Linked DNA regions of Homo sapiens: region 1 is linked to region 2. Evidence: chromatin contacts called from ENCODE Hi-C or POLR2A ChIA-PET data. All regions are on one chromosome and are shown on one strand. The core of a region is the stretch at or near the end of the contact, and the rest is flanking DNA. Distances in the headings are between cores, read along the strand shown.

Region 1 (3,443 bases), core at 872-3,371, 60 kb before region 2:
GGGGTGTGGTGGGTGGCTCTGGGCATATGAGACAGTCGGTCAGTGGCTATGAGGGGAAGAGGATGGAAGCCAAGGAACTGTTCATTTGTTCCAGAATTGGAAGTCAGCGTGACTTATGACCTGCAGAATTTGGGCTGTCCCGGGCCCAGCTGCGTCCAGATGAGTGCAAGGAGCTCAAAGGCTCGGGGCTTTTAGAAGCCTTGTTTGTGGCATCACTGCCCACTCTAGTGTAGCCCCGGGACGGGAGGGGCTTGTCAAGAGCTTGACCTTCCCCTTCTCAAAACAGAGGGATCTGGGGCTGGAGGGAGAAGAGGTTTGCTGGGCCTGATAGTGGACGCAGAAGTACAGAAGTAAAGACAGGAAGGAAAAAACAACTGATAGAGAGGGGCGCGTAAAGAGCTGCTTCGGGTTCCTGAAATATTCCAAGGGATTGTGAGTTCCCCAAGAGCACGGACTGGCCCTTATTCATGTTTGTTCTTCAGACTTTACATCATGCCTGACATGTAATTGCTCCATAAATAATTTAGAGGGAGAGAAGAAGGGAGGCAGGGAAGGAAGGTGGGAGAGAGGAATAGAAGGAGGAAGGCAGGGAGGATAGGAAAGAAGGAGGAGGAGAGAGGTTGGTTGGTTTTCTAACTTCCTCTCAAAATTAATTGGCTACCTAACTGAAACATAACATTATTCTCACTGCATCTAATTTCTCCTGGAGCTAGAGCTGGTATAGGGGACCCCGATGTCAGTCTTAAAATTCTAGAATTCTGGAGCTCAAGTTCTCTTGTCTCCACTAGTGGATCCAGCCTCCTCTCTCTCAGGTAAGCTGCTGACAGAGGGTTAGGGACCATTTGGAATCACACAGACCTGGATTCAAATCCCCACTCCATCACTTTAGTCTTGGATACTCAAGCAAATTACTTGAACTCCTTACAGAGGCCGAGATTCTTGTAACAGCAGCATGGATCCTTGCTGCGATGAGGATTAAGCGGAATGTGTCACTGAAAATGAAATGAAATGAGAAGCCCCTAATCCAGCCCCTAGCTCGTGGATCTCAGGAAGGGCCTGCAGGCTTCCTTCTCTCTGGTGGATAAATATAGCCCCTGCTCACTTTCCCTGCCCTCGGACTGTCCCTTATCCTTTGATCCCTCCAAGCTGCCTTTTTCCTCCATCCTCCTTGTCTCTAATCCTGTGTCCTCCTGGCCTTTCCCGGTTTGGTTACTGCTCGCTGGAGCTGTTTTCCCCTGCTGCATCTCTGTCTCTCGCTCCAGCTTAGCCTCCTTGGTAGGGTACCGGCAGTGTCCCTCCAGGAGGCTCATGCCCTAGAAGGTGAGGGACCAGCAGACAGCTCAGAGATGAGCCAAGAGGGATAGAACTGCCCATCCCAGGGCTTCTGGGGGGTGAACACCCGTGTCTTTCCAGCAGCTACACATAGCTGGTTATTCAGGAAAAAACAAAAAATAAAATGTAAAGATGTAGGCTCCTGCATTCCACAGCATTCCAGGGCTCTGCCTCAGTCAGGGAGAACCCCACTCCTCCTGCAGCCTTGCGCCTCAGCCCTTCACCTTAGCCTCTGTGGCTCCTTGGCCTCCGTTCCCTTTGCCTCTGCTCTCCATGCCTCTGCCTAGAGCAGGGACCGTCTCTGGAGACAGTGAGTGGGTCCTGAAGGTGGAAGAATTTCACAGGATGCCCCAGCCCCAATCTGGGCATTTAGACTAATCTCAGAAGAGTTGAATTCTGTTCTTAAAGTTGCACTGGGCAAGATACGCCCATGAGAAGGGGGTGGGTGTCTGCCTGATTTGGCAGAGGATGACACAGGGACCCAGGGCTGACCTGAGGACGAGTGTACCACGCTGTCAGGCAAAAACCCAGAGAGCCCAGGTCACATGTCAGAGAAAGGGCTTTAACATGGGATTCTTACACCATGGAGCCCAAGGCTCACCTCCATGCAAGGGAAGGAACAACACCCTATGGGGACAAAGGCTTCTGAGCCCTTTAGTTAATGGGACAAAAGCCTTCAGGAGGAGTGAGATCACGGCCTGCTTTCTGTCCACCGTGGGGCACCCGTGCACTTCAAGGAAGGCCCAGGAGGAGCTGCCAGCACAGCTCTGTCCAGGGTGAGGAGTGAGTGGCTTGCAGAGGAGCCACTCCACGATGCCCTGGCAAGCCCCTGTCACATTCCAGAGCACAGAGGACCACGAACTCCCAGCTTGGCTCAAGGCATGCGGGGCTGGCACACAGCCCAGGCATTTCCTCCCCTCCCATCCCTCTTTCTCATTCTCTTTCTGCATCCTGGTGCTAAAGGTTCTGCTGGAGCTTCCGTCTCTCTTCTCTGCAGAGGGAGAATAGGGAAAGGAGTGGGTGTCAGCTGGGAGAAATTTCCACTCAGTTTAATGTTGCTGGAAATCCAGACATCTCTAAAATATGGGCTGAGGACCCCCACGTGCCCAGCACTGTGCCAGCCAGCCCCAGAATGCAGAGATGAAGAAGAGCTGTCTATTGAGGACAGAGGAGACTGCTTATGGATGTGTCCTTGACAGCCACCTTGGCTGGGCACGTGGAAGAGATCACAGGAGGCAATGTCAGTGAGGGTTGTGCACCACTGCACCCTGCAAGCTGCCTGAGGGTGGGCCCACCTAGCACAGTGCCTGGCCTGCTGGAGGAGCTCAGTACACATTTGTTGAGTGAATTAGTGGAATGAGGTAGTTTAGGAAGGCTTTCTGGAGGAAAGAAAATCTGAACAGGGCCCAGAGAGGATGGGTGGAATTTGACCAGGCCAAGTAGAAAGGAATGTATCCTGTGCGGCAGAGAGCCCTAAAAGGAGAGGTAAGGAAGGGGACAGTCCACAGTAGGCTGTTCTAGACAGGAGCATGGGGAACAGCTCCTTTGTTACTCTCAGGATAAAGCCAGGCCCCCCGGTTCACTCGCAAGATCCTTCTCATCTGGCTCTGCCCACCCTTCATTACTGCCTCTTCCCACAGCACCCTGGTCCTCTATTCCAGCTGACTCAAGCATTTATTTGCAATCCATGGGACAAGACCCTTGCTCTCTCTCCTCCAGGCCTGTGAACAACTCTCCTCCCCTCTGCCAGGAAGGCCTCCACCTGTACCTCTCCCTGTCTCTCCAGCTCCTCCTGACACCATTGATCTCTCCTGACACCAGTGGTCTCTCCTGCGAGGACCTCACCTTCTGAAGTCAGGTTGGTCACTGTTCCTAAGTGCAACATGCCTCTCTCTGCTTGCCGCATGCTCATGCCATCCCCATGAATTGTTATTCCTGGTCTGTCTCCCCCTAGACAGGTCCTAGACTGAACCATGGTCATGGTCCTAGACTGGTCATGTTCCAGTGCACCAGATTCCCCACTCCGAGATGATCGATTACAGTCAGAGACAATTAACTACGGCTTCAGCAATGTGTGAGAGGCAGCCAGCATCAAGGGAGGCAAAGCACAG
Region 2 (3,383 bases), core at 425-2,924:
GCTAAACCATCTACAAGGGACACACAACTGAGATATTGAAGAACCCACTTTACAACCCTGAGCACATCAAGCACTTACAGGTGTTAAAGATTGAGATGGAAAGTGGGGAGTAAGTGGAGAGAGACAGAACTTGATTTCCTTGGAGAAAGATGGAGAAATGTTCTGAGGAAGAAGCCTGCCCTTCACATGAAAACAAGTGATTGGGGCTTTCAGGAACCACTTGGCGACCATAATAGAAATAAGCGACTGGAGCTGGACCCACGCCTGCAAAGGTAATGAAGGCAAGAACCTGTGGCTGGTTATCTGCCTGGGCATAGCCAAGTAAAGACTGTTGTGTTGGGAAGTAGCCGTAATCCCATGACAGTAGGACCAAAATGCTGATGAGAGCCCAGCAAGGGATGGTGGCCTGGGGATGCTGTTCATATAGCCTGCCTGGAGGAACAATGGGGTCCCCACAAGAGTCTGTATGGTGTGGACTAAAGGATGCATAGGCGCTAAGGGAGGGGTGATGAATGGAGAGCTGGAGGAAAGGCAGGGTCAGTATCAAGGAAGCTGCCAGCAGAGAAGCCCAACCCCTGTGTAAGAAACCTATGTAAGACCCAAGAGAAGAAAGTCAGCTTTAAACACCTGCCAAGGCCAGAAAATTCTGTGCTATCCTACAACAGTACCAGCCGAGCAAGACCTTTCCTGCTCTTTGCATCTCCTCCCTCTCCCAGAGCAGCAGCCCCAGAGGACAAGAGGCAGCCTAGTGAGAAGGGGAGGAGGAGGAGATGTACACAGCAGGGAAACAGATGAAGTTCATCACCATCCATTATTCCCCACTGCAGCTCCTGGCCTGATGCAGACAAAGGCTGAGAGAGAGGAGAAGTTTAAATGTCATAAGAAATTTGGAGTTTTGATTCAGTAGAAAGGAAATAAGTGATGTTTCAAGAGGGAGAGGGGATATCAGCAGGACCAAAGGTCCCAAGTAGACAGGAGATGGGATCGATCCAATGTTTAAGTGGGGATGGGGGTGGGGGAGCTGCCTCAATAGGAGTAAGGGCTGTTGGTCCACTGTAGCTGGGGATTGAGGGCGTGGATTGACTAGGGAAGTGTAGCTGGACTTCCAGGCAGTTCTGAGCCTCGTTAGAGATGCATCATCTTGTATTCAGGGTAGAATCAGTCCACACGGTTGCGGTTTTCCTCTGGCCACGTTTGCTTTCTTGGAATGGTATAGAATGAGCAGAGAGCTGGATCTACATAAGGTTAGGGTTTTGCTGGGAAGGTATGTTGGAGGAAGACCAGGACATGCCCAAAGGGGTGGTTATGAAGGGCCATAGAATCTATACTGGGTTAGGAAGGAAGTGAAGACAGGAGGGGATGAAGGAAAATTTCAGGGCTAGGGTAGCAGAGGTCTTAATGAGTAGGAAGAATTGTGGGCGTGATTGTGACTATAGGCAGCCATTACAGAACAACCCTAAAATGGTAGAAACAAATCTATCAACACCATTCACTCCTACTTTCCCACCCATTGACCTCTTCATTTCTGATTATCTGTTGTTCTGACCCTCTGGTCCCTGGCATGTCCTGTTCATCCTTCAGCAAACTACTAGAGCCGTAAACCCTCCCCCAGTTCTTGGCATTGCAACAACACTAAGAGGGTTTCCCCTCCAACTTTCATTTCCTATTTTCTTTTGTCTTATAAATTTCCACTTCTGGACCTGTGTGCTTTTGATAAAGCTCAGTGATTTTTCAGAAGCTCAGAGGTCAGGACAGATGTGTAACTTTCCCTGACTCCAGTTGGGTAAAGTGTTCTGTCTCTCATGTAAGAATTTTTCCCATGAGAGAGTTCTGGGAGACAAGAAATATCCCAACTCCTCTAGACAAGCTGTAGGAAATAATGGAAAATCTTATGGCCACAGACCCACTAGCACCATCCTGCTAAACTGGTAAAGAGGCTAGAGCTTGAGACCTGGAAAATGCCAGGGTACTGCAGCCAGAGAACTATCCTTAGAGCACAAGGGTCCCGGAGGAATAAAGCTAGATGTTGCCAAGTTGTTTTGACTCTATAAGCTGAAGCATATACAGTCAGGAGCTGCCCAGGCAAGGCAGAACCTGCAACTTGTGTGCTGTGCTGTCTTGGTCAAGTACACATGGTGGGTAGAACCGAAAAAAAAAAAAAAAAAAACCCATACATGGTGTTTTTCAACCTCTGTTCTTTCCCAAGCAGGTGTCTATTCTGCCTTCTGAAGACAAAATCTCCTTAAGGAAGTAGAGCCCTCACTAAATCTCCCATGATACGCCCTGAGCTTCTAAAGGGAGTGATCTTAACACTGGCATATTTATTCTCTGACTCTAAGTAAAAGAGGGACTCCAGCAGCAGTGCTCCGGAGCCAGCCCATCCTGCCTTGCAAGAACTGACAGTGAAATTTTCCAGAACTCTGAGAGCCAGTTGTTAAAGGCATATGTCATTTGAAAATAAATTATATAAACTTAAAATTATATCACATTAAAAATAAAAGTAATAAGTACTCAAAACTCATCACTTGCTAATTATTTTACTGTATTGATTAGTATCTTCACTCTTGAGGTTACATACCCCCTACTGCATCTACGTGGTAGAAATACTCTGAAATGGGGTACTCCTGGGCATCTCCTCCTAACCCCACACTCAGTGACTTCACTTTGGTAGTTCCAAACAGGCCATGGAAATCAGCAAACACTGCAAGGCAATGCCCCACCCCTACCTCCCAGACAGCTGATTGTTAAACCTTTACCAGCACATCACTGGACTCCAGGGGCCCAGGAGGGTCAGTGGGAAGAACCACAGCTTCAGCCCACCCCAGGAGCCTGCCATTTTCCCTGTCTGGTGCATGCCCCCTCCCCTGTGCAGGGAGAGGGCAATACTGCATTTACTCACTTGAAGGGCATCTTGGCCAGATGGTTTCCCTCAGACAGTGGTGCTAAGGAGCTGGCTAGGAAAATATTTTCCCAACTCTGCCTGGCTTCCTTTGAACAGGAATAAAACTGGTTCTCAGAAATGCAGCCAGTAGGTAAGTAAATAAGGCAGCTGTGCTCCGAGTTCCAGCTGAAATAAATAAAACTTATGAGTCTGGTTTGCATAAAGAGAAAGCTTATGGATTCAGATTTTCCTCCCTTCCTGCCCTCTGGTCTCTCTCCTACAACAGGACCCCATGTGTGCCTGCATCGCCCTCCCCGCTTCCCCGGGGATGTGATCACCACCTGGTTGTTCATTGGCTATAGTACAGGATAAACTTGCAGCTTTCTGGACACTTGTTTCCAATGGTGGAGCTATTTATTTCTCTTTTCATAGTAGACATTGCCTAGCCTCCATGGGCCCTTTCAAGGGTCCATGTTCAAGGATCTCCTGTTCTGAGCTGGAA

Evidence for each region. A loop is a pair of places that touch in the nucleus more often than their neighbours do. ChIA-PET counts read pairs that join two places held with the same protein, here RNA polymerase II (POLR2A). Pooled maps may share reads with other maps.
Region 1: a map of B cell shows a loop between it and region 2 (5-fold over the local background). The contact joins two enhancer-like sites. A Hi-C loop is called at or near these places in 10 of 168 maps with a recorded cell type or tissue (B cell, CD14-positive monocyte, PC-9 and 6 more) and 2 of 50 pooled maps. POLR2A ChIA-PET finds 5 or more read pairs at or near these places in 1 of 52 experiments (GM12878).

Annotation. Positions count from the first base shown.
Region 1 is chr1:203,439,654-203,443,096 of GRCh38, reverse strand. No RefSeq gene overlaps it. Among named protein-coding and RNA genes, the nearest start is that of BMNCR, 34 kb to the right of the region's middle. RefSeq lists an enhancer at 1,949-2,158. Within about 2 kb of position 2,121, at least 10 of the 41 ENCODE cell types and tissues checked have a DNase peak (open chromatin) inside an H3K27ac peak, as active enhancers do.
Region 2 is chr1:203,379,587-203,382,969 of GRCh38, reverse strand. It overlaps LOC102723529 (a long non-coding RNA gene), which reads right to left. Exons shown (of 7, transcript XR_922438.3): 5 at 2,900-3,067. Among named protein-coding and RNA genes, the nearest start is that of BMNCR, 26 kb to the left of the region's middle. Within about 2 kb of position 1,674, at least 6 of the 41 ENCODE cell types and tissues checked have a DNase peak (open chromatin) inside an H3K27ac peak, as active enhancers do.